Regions from separate parts of the Homo sapiens genome. Here region 1 is linked to region 2. A link is a contact called in ENCODE POLR2A ChIA-PET data. All regions are on one chromosome and are shown on one strand. The core of a region is the stretch at or near the end of the contact, and the rest is flanking DNA. Distances in the headings are between cores, read along the strand shown.

Evidence for each region. ChIA-PET counts read pairs that join two places held with the same protein, here RNA polymerase II (POLR2A).
Region 1: POLR2A ChIA-PET joins it to region 2 with 12 read pairs in IMR-90. The contact joins two enhancer-like sites. POLR2A ChIA-PET finds 5 or more read pairs at or near these places in 5 of 52 experiments (BJ, HEK293, IMR-90 and 2 more).

Annotation. Positions count from the first base shown.
Region 1 is chr20:52,029,394-52,033,957 of GRCh38, forward strand. No RefSeq gene overlaps it. Among named protein-coding and RNA genes, the nearest start is that of ZFP64, 160 kb to the right of the region's middle. Within about 2 kb of position 2,003, at least 6 of the 41 ENCODE cell types and tissues checked have a DNase peak (open chromatin) inside an H3K27ac peak, as active enhancers do.
Region 2 is chr20:51,685,581-51,690,192 of GRCh38, forward strand. ATP9A (ATPase phospholipid transporting 9A (putative)) reads right to left here. Exons shown (of 28, transcript NM_006045.3): 9 at 3,484-3,559. Among named protein-coding and RNA genes, the nearest start is that of ATP9A, 81 kb to the right of the region's middle. Within about 2 kb of position 1,636, at least 4 of the 41 ENCODE cell types and tissues checked have a DNase peak (open chromatin) inside an H3K27ac peak, as active enhancers do.

The DNA of each region.
Region 1 (4,564 bases), core at 753-3,252, 340 kb after region 2:
AAAATGTATTAAAATTGGCCAGGCACGGTGGCTTATGCCTGTAATCCCAGCACTTTGGGAGGCTGAGGCAGGTGGATCACCTGATGTCAGGAGTTTGAGACCATCCTGGCCAACATGGTGAAACCCTATCTACTGAAAATACAAAAATTAGCTGGGCATGGTGGTGCATGCCTGTAATCCCAGCTACGTGGGAGGCTGAGGCAGGAGAATCGCTTGAACCTGGGAGGCAGAGGTTGCAGTGAGCCGAGACCATGCCATTGCATGCCAGCCTGGGTGACAAGACTGAAACTCTGTCTCAAAAAAAAGAAGAAAAAATAAAAAATAAAAATAAAAATAAAATATATTAAAATTGTTTCTACCCATTTCTTCTTTCTTCCTCCTCCGTCTCCCCCTCCTCCCCCTCCTCCTCCTTTTCCTCCTCCTCCTTCTTCTTTTCTTCTTCATATTATTATAAGACTGGGTCTCATTATGTTGCCCAGGGTAGATTCAAACTCCTAGGCTCAAGCCATCCTCCTACCTCATCCTCCTGAGAAACTCTGAGACTACAGGCTCACACCACTGCATACGGCTCACCCATTTCTTTTTACCCTTTTAAAATATAGCTACTAGAAAATATAATAGTACATATGGATCTAAATATAATAAAATAGGCCAGGCACAGTGGCTCATGCCTATAGTCCTAGCTACTCAGGAGGCTGAGGCAAGAGGACTGCTTGGGCCCAGGAGTTCGAGGTGGAAATGAGATATGAATGTGCCACTGCACTCCAGCCTGGGTGACAGAACAAGACACTGTCTCAGAAATATATATCTAGTATTATTAAATAAGTAACAAAATAAAAATATATATAATAAATTATAATAGAAATAAACTAAAAATATAAAATATATTAAATTATTTCCATACATTTCCTTTTACTTTTTAAAATCTGGCTACTAGAAAATTTTAGCATTACAGACATGGCTCACATTACTTCTTTTTTTTTTTTTTTTTTGAGACAGAGTCTCACTCTGCCACCCAGGCTGGTACAGTACATTTGGGGCAAGCGTAGCTCACTGCAACCTCTATCTCCTGGGCTCAGCCTCCTGAGTAGCTGGGACTACAGGTGTGCACCACCACACCTGGCTAATTTTTGTATTTTTTTGTAGAGACAGGGTCTCACTATGTTGCCCATGCTGGTCTCAAATCCCTGGATTCAAGCAATCCACCTGCCTCTGCCTCCCAAAATGTTGGGATTACAGGCATGAGCCACCGCGCCCGGCTGCACGTTACATGTCTAATGGGAGCGCTAGCCACATCTTCCTGAGTTGTTCTCCTTCTTCTCATTCAGATCTTTACTTTGTCATCACCTCCCCAGTGGGGTCTTTCCTAACCATGCAGAATCTATGCACTTAGCCCCTGTCCCACTGTCCTGTCCCATTGCTTATTACCACCTGCCATTTTGGGGTTCTTTGTTGTTCGTCTCTCCACTAGAACATAAGCACTTTCTCAATGAAGTGTCTGCTCTCTTGTTCACGCAGCCTGCTAAGTGTTAGAACAGTGTCAGCCTCCTGGTTTTCACTCATAAATATTCGTTGCATCAACTCATCCTGATCATTTCTTATGAAAATTTTCAAGAATTATACAAAACAAACTATAAGTGTACACATACAGCCAATTCAAGGTCTCAGGACTATTTAACTTGAAATTCAACATTGAGAGACAGCATCCTTTTCTACTTTGGATTCCACAGAATTTGATCTAATTATGTTTAATTTGCCACCCAGCCTCCCTGAAAAGTGGATGCACAGGATGGGATGGAAGAAAAGAAAGATACAGTTTGGATTTATGTAGGAAGCATGTTTGCCTGCAGCTTGATAAAAGATCATGGCCTGAACCAAAAAAAAAAAAAAAAAAAAAAATCAATCAATCATTCCTTTCTTGATGGCCATTTTAAATATTTAGCTGAAATTGTCCTCATCTGGGTGTCAGCTGTTTTCTCTGCAAACACCCATCACCCTTGTGGTCACACACAATGCTGGGATGGCGGGGGGAGCCCCAGCTGCAGGACACCTCTTGTGTTTTCAATTTAAAGCCTCTGGGTTGATAGTTCACATTAACATGGAAAGAAATATACAACTTACGAGTTGGGAAAGCAGTTTTTACTCATAAAACCCTTTGATAGTTTAGCCATCTGGTCAGAGTGAAGGCCCCCATAAAAGAGACCCAAATAAGGTTAAAGGGCACAGTCTCTGAGGGTCAAGGAAGCCTACCAGAGTTTGCTCTAGTGGACTCTGCTAAAAGGATGCCTGACAAATTATTGTGCATTCCATAGCTTTTTGCGTAAGTATTTGATTACAGTGGACAGGAATGTTGTTGATATTTTCAACCTTGAGTTGGGGAGGAGGGGAGGCCGGACCTCTGCTTTTCAGACGCTCATAGTCCCTGCCCGTGTGGGGAGACGTGCTCTAAGCATTTTATCAAATGGTGTTTGTTCTGCTCTGGGCTCTATCTGTTCATTCGAAGTCTCTTGGCTTTGGCAATGGTGTGAAGAGATAGTTTCCTCTGTCTTGCGGAGAAAAAAAAACACACAAAAAACCACGTTGCATTTCTCTGACTCGCCAGGAAAGCCCCTCTGCTGTTTTTCTTGCTGTTTAGCAATAAAATCGGAAAGGAGACCACAATACTTGGAGCTCTGTGCTATTTCCGGTGTGAATGTCAACAGAACTCAGCATATTTATGGCTTTATTTCTCAGAGGGGATCACAGACAGAAGGGAATCTGAAGTGACTAAGCGCCACGTTCTTTGGCGGCCTGGACAAAAGCAGAGGAAATCACTTGATTTTATGGAGTCTTTGATAACACAAGTACAGTAAGTAAATGGCAGGTCTTTGAGCAGCTCTAGTACACATCTTAGATTTCTACAAAGTTCCAAGAAGGCAGCTCTTTCACTTGAAATTCAGAAGAATGAAGACATGATCTGAACACACTTCTTGGCGTGGCTTCGGAAGATGTTGTTTGTTATGCCTTAAGGAGAGGGACTGTTTCATTCTGGTAAAAGACACCATACCTGTGAAGGCTTTGTAGCTCTTTTTGCATAAGACTTTGTTGTAGGCCAGGCATGGTGGCTCACACCTGTAATCCCAGCACTTTGGGACGCTGAGGCAGGCGGATCACTTGAGGTCAGGAGTTTGAGACCAGCCTGGCCAACATGGTGAAACCTTGTCTCTACTAAAAATACAAAAACAAGCCCGGTGTGGTGGTGCACGCCTGTAATTCCAGCTACTCGGGAGGTTGAGGCAGCAGAATTGCTTGAACCCGGGAGGTGGAGGTTGCAGTGAGCTGAGATTGTACCACTCCACTCCAGCCTGGGTGACAGAGAGAGACTCTGTCTCAAAAAAAAAAAAAGAGAGAGAGAGAATATGATATTGGTTGCAGTGGCAGCTGTCCTGGGACAATGAAGTAAGACATCAGTGAAGTGCTGAGGAAGGTCATGTGGAGGATAGGACGTGCCCCTGTCCTGGATGACACTGTTGAATCTTTTGGAGATGCAAGATTTTTGTTTTCTGAGACAATTAAACGTCTTTGTCCAAGCCATATTGTGTTACCTTTGTGCACAAATGCATCCTACATGACATATCACATTACAGAAAATATCAGAGGCTAGTAGGTTTTAGAAGTTATAGGATTGGGAAAGTAGTTTTTTACTTTTACCAAATTAAACAAATTAATGCTTGAGAAAATGCTTTGCAAAATGCAAACCTATAGAATCTATGCATACACTATCCATTCCATCAGTCAACAAAAAGTTATTGAGCCCCAAATCAGTTAGGATTAGGTCTGGCTAGGAAAGATAGAAAACTTAAAGTAACAGTGGTTTAAACACAGAGAGAAGTTTATTTTTCTTGCATATCTATAGGCAGTACAGAGCCAATATGGTGATTTCATGATTATCAGGAACTGGGGCTCGTTCTATCTGTTCTACTATTCTCAACTTGTAGTTTTCACTGTGGTTCAATATGGAAGCATGAGCTCCGGAGAGCACGTCAACATTTACCTAGCAGTAAAGAGGAGGGGCAGCAGATAGACCCCACTCCTTCCCTAAGGCTGTTATTGGGAAGTCGCCTGTGACACATGCATTTACATCTCATTTTTCAGAACAGTCACATGACCATACCTAGTTGTAAGGGAAGCTGGGAAATGTAGTCTTTATTCTGGACAGCAAAGAATCCTGTTAACAGTAAGGGTTTCTGTTTATAGGGAAGAAAAGAATGGCTAACTAAGGTAAAGGGCAGCCTCTCCCATAGGTTCCCACCATGTGCCATTTATGAAACACTGACGGCAGAGCATATTAATACGTCAGCTTTGCTATGGTTTGGCTGTGTCCCCACCCAAATTTCATCTTGAATTCCCACGCGTTGTGGGAGGGACCCGGTGGGAGGTACTTGAATCATGGGGGCAGGTCTTTCCCATGCTGTTCTTGTGACAGTGAGTCTCATGAGACCTGATGGTATAATGAGGGGAGTTTTCCTGACCAATCTCTTTGCCTGCCACCATCCACGTAAGATATGACTTGCTCCTGCTTGCC
Region 2 (4,612 bases), core at 386-2,885:
AAAAAGAAAAGAAAAGAAAAACAGACACGAAAAAATGCTCATCATCACTGGCCATCACAGAAATGCAAATCAAAACCACAATGAGATACCATCTCACACCAGTTAGAATGGTGATCATTAAAAACTCAGGAAACAGCAGGTGACGGAGAGGATGTGCAGAAACAGGAACACTTTTACACTGTTGGTGGGACTGTAAACTAGTTAAACCATTGTGGAAGACAGTGTGTTGATTCCTCAAGGATCTAGAACTAGAAATACCATTTGACCCAGCCATCCCATTACTGGGTATATACCCAAAGGATTATAAATCATGCTGCTATAAAGACACATGCACACGTATGTTTATTGCGGCACTATTCACAATAGCAAAGACTTGGAACCAACCCAAATGTCCATCAATGATAGACTGGATTAAGAAAACGAATAGAATACTATGCATAGAATTCTATGCAGCCATAAAAAAGGATGAGTTCATGCCCTTTGTAGGGACATGGATGAAGCTGGAAACCATCATTCTCAGCAAACTATCGCAAGGACGGAAAACCAAACATGGCATGTTCTCACTCATAGGTGGGAAATGAACAGTAAGAACACTTGGACACAGGGTGGGGAACATCACACACCGGGGCCTGTCGTGGCGTGGGGGAGTGGGGAGGGATAGCATTAGGAGATATACCTAATGTACATGACGAGTTAATGGGTGCAGCACACCAACATGGCACATGTATACAAATGTAACAAACCTGCACGTTGTGCACATGTACCCTAGAACTTAAAGTATAATTAAAAAAAAAAAGAAAATGTAGGCAATAAAAAATTTTAAATTTCTATATGGTAAAAGAAAATAAAGCCCATCACAAACAAAAACAAAAAACAAACAAAAAACTGCAAAAATATGTATAACCCACAAAAAGTGAAAGTTTGATATTCTTTCCTCTATAAAGCATTCTAACAAAGTAATGAGAAAAAGAAGAACCACAAAGGAAAGTAGATAGACCAGAATATTAAGAATTAGCTGACAGGTAGAAAGACATTCAACTATATTTGCAATTAAATCAAAATTAAAACAGTAGGCTGGGTGCGGTGGCTCATGCCTGTAACCCCAGCACTTTGGGAGGCCGAGGCAGGTGGATCACCTGAGGTCAGGAGTTCGAGACCAGCCTGGCCAACATGGTGAAATCCCATCTTTACTAAAAATACAAAAATTAGCCAGGGGTGGTTGCACATGCCTGTAATCCCAGCTACTGGAGAGGCTGAGGCAGGAGAATCACGTGAACCTGGGAGGCGGAGGTTGCAGCGAGCCAAGATGGTACCACTGCACTCCAGCCTGGGCCACAGAGGGACTCTTTTTTTTTTTTTTTAAGCCAACTAGTAACTTACAAAGAAACAAAAGAGACAGATGCAAATATGACCACCTGCCAGGTAATCTAGGAAATTCAAACTGAATGAGATAATTATTTTTCAGTCAAATTATCAAAGAATAAAAAGAGTAATTAATTATTATTTGTTAATAAATGACTTGAAAGCAAGAAAAAATTGGTTCAGGTGACATGGGTGGAAAGTGGCAAGGAGGGGCAGGATGTGAACGTCTGCATGCTGCGTCCCCTGGGTGGCTGTGCCCAGGCGTGGCCCAGGCATGACCGTGCAGAATTTCTCGCTCTTTAGTCATCAGGGGGACTGAGAGACGTACCAAAGTATGATGAAAATAAAGGCAGGCAGTGGAAATAAAATGTAGCAGAAAAAACCTCAAGGGAGAGTGCACCTCTGCCTATTTGTATTAAGTAGTGCATGTGTGGATGGTGACACACGGTACTCCAGGGATAGTTTGTGCTGCTTCATTCCCTCTCCTTGCCACACAGGATCCTAATCGAGTGTCTACTACTGTACTAGAGAGCAACAAAGAAGGAAAAGGCAAGGTGGTTTACACCTATGATCCCAGCGTTTTGGCTGAAGCAGAAGGATCACTTGAGTCTGAGAGTTTGAGACCAGCCTGGGCAAGAGTGAGACCCCCATCTCTAAAAAAGTATTTAAAAATTAGCTGGGCCTGGTGGCATGCACTTGTAGTCCCAGCTGTTTGGGAGGCTGAGGCAGGAGGACTGCTTGAGCCCAGGAGTTCGAGGCTGCAGTGAGCCATGATTGCACCCCTGCACTCCAGCCTGGGCAACAGAATGAGACCCTGTCTCAAAAAAAAAAAAAATGAATGAATGAATGAATGAATGAATGAAAGAGAGAAGCAACCAGCAGAGTAAAACGGCTTGATGGTGGGGAGTGGAGAATACTATGTTTGAAGAGAGGAAAAAATTGATTCATCTAATAGTAAAGACAGAAAGTCACCAGCAGTAGAATTATAATACTAACTATACTATTAAGTTAATGATATCACGAAATGTAAGAAAAGTGATGGCTACACAGTAAGTTCTGTTTCTGGAGCAAAATGCCTAGGTTCAAGTTCCAACTCTGCCTTTCACCTGCTGTGTGACCTCAGAGCAAGTTACTTAACCTCACTCAGCCTCCGTTCCGTCATCTGCAGAATGAGCATAATATGAATAATAGTATCTACCCTCATGGTGCCGTTAGGAGGGTTAAGTGCAGTGTGTAACACACATAAGCACCCAGCACAGGGCCTGACACATGGGCTGCATGCCGCTGATGTTAACCACTGCTATCGGGGGTCATATTCAGCCCATGCAGTCCTGATCAGTGTCATCCCAGCACTGAAAGACACCAATGGGCCAGGTGCAGTGGCTCACATCTGTAATCCCAGCACTTAGGGAGGCTGAGGTGGGTGGATCACTTGAGGTCAGAAGTTTGAGACCAGCCTGGCCAACATGGTGAAACCCCATCTCTACTAAAAATACAAAAATTAGCCAGCGTGGTGGTGCGGGCCTATAATCCCAGCTACTTGGGAGACTGAGACACAAGAATCGCTTGAACCCGGGGGGCGGAGGTTACAGTGAGCCAAGATTGTGCCACTGTACTCCAGCCTAGGTGACAGTGTAAGACCTTGTCTCAAAAAAAGAGAAAAGAAAAAAAAAGAGAAAAAGAAAAAGAAAGGCACCAATATCCACTTCCTCTTGGTGTTTAAACACAGAAGCTCCAGCTCAAGCCCATGCCCTTTCCTAGGGCCCCAGTGCTGGCAGTCCCAGCGCGACATACCCTACAAACACAGCCTCCAGCCAGAACATCCAGGCTGCCTCCCCCTCTGGTACAGATTAGAATGTCAATCTGAACAGGCAATTAGAGCTACTGCCAGCATGGACGCTGCAGAAAGGTCCACAGGCCACGCGGGCTTCTCCTCCAGGCATCTCTAAGTGTCCGAGCTGCAATTAGATGTCAGTTTAATTCCCTGGAGGTGTCGGAACAAGTGGAAAATGCCATTTGACCGAGCACTCATTTTTCCAACTGACAGATGATTATTCTAATTACAAAAGGATTTTCTTTCCTTTTCAAATTGCTACCACATTCCTCAAAACGGCGCCTCACCTGATGCGACCACAGTGCCAGCCCACAGCGTGTTCTCTATGCTCAGGCTCTCGCTGATCGGGGGGTCGCTGTCTTCCTGGAAAAGACCAAACGGACACACGTTCACCCCCCAAAGCTTCCCCAGAATCCACAGGCTGCTTCTAGCATGGTCCGCTGGAGATAGAAAGACAGGCTCCCCCCGATGAACCTGGAAGCCCAGTTTGGAAGCCGACGGCTCCACCATGAGGGGAGGGCCAAGCTCTTCCACTACTGCCCTTGGGGTTTTCATCTCCCACAGAAATATGTGAAAAAGTTGGCCTGTGATTTAAGAAGCGCAGGCCTCTTAGCACTGAAAAATGTTTTATGAGGTTAAGAATCAAAACGTAAAAGCAAACCAATCAGGCTGTTTGCAGGCCAGCTTTGTTTGTGGCTTATAGAAAGAGAATGTGGACAATGTAATATGGGTTCTAGAAACCTGTTGACCCATATTCCTAAAATAATTTTTTTTTTTTTGAGATGGAGTCTCGCTCTGCCACCCAGGCTGGAGTGCAGTGGCGCGATCTCGGCCCACTGCAACCTCCACCTCCCAGGTTCAAGCAATTCTCCTGACCTCAGGAGATCCGCTCACCTCAGCCTCCCAAAATGCTGGGATTACAGGTGTGAGCCACCACGCCAGGCCTCCTAAAACAAATTAAATCCAAATTAAATTTCTCTTCTGAAAGGTCTGGAAGTGGCTTAAAAATTATGAAAATGGCAGATAGGATTTGTATGAATAAAAGAGGACAAAGTCAGGTGTGGTGGCTCACACCTGTAATCCCAGCACTTTGGGAGATCAAGGTGGGTGGATCACCTGAGGTCAGGAGTTCAAGACTAGCCTGGCCAACATGGTGAAACCCCGTCTCTACTAAAAATACAAAAAATTAGCCAGGCGTGGTGATGCACACCTGGAATCCCAGCTACTCAGGAAGCTAAGACAGGAGAATCACTTGAACCCGGGAGGCAGAGGTTCCAATGAGCCGAGATCGCGCCACTGCACTCCAGCCTAGGCGACAGAAGGAGACCGTCTCAAAAAAAAAAAAAAAAAAAAAAAAAAAAAGGCCAGGCTCAGTGGCTCATGCCTGTAATCCCAGCACTTTGGGAGGCCAAGGCG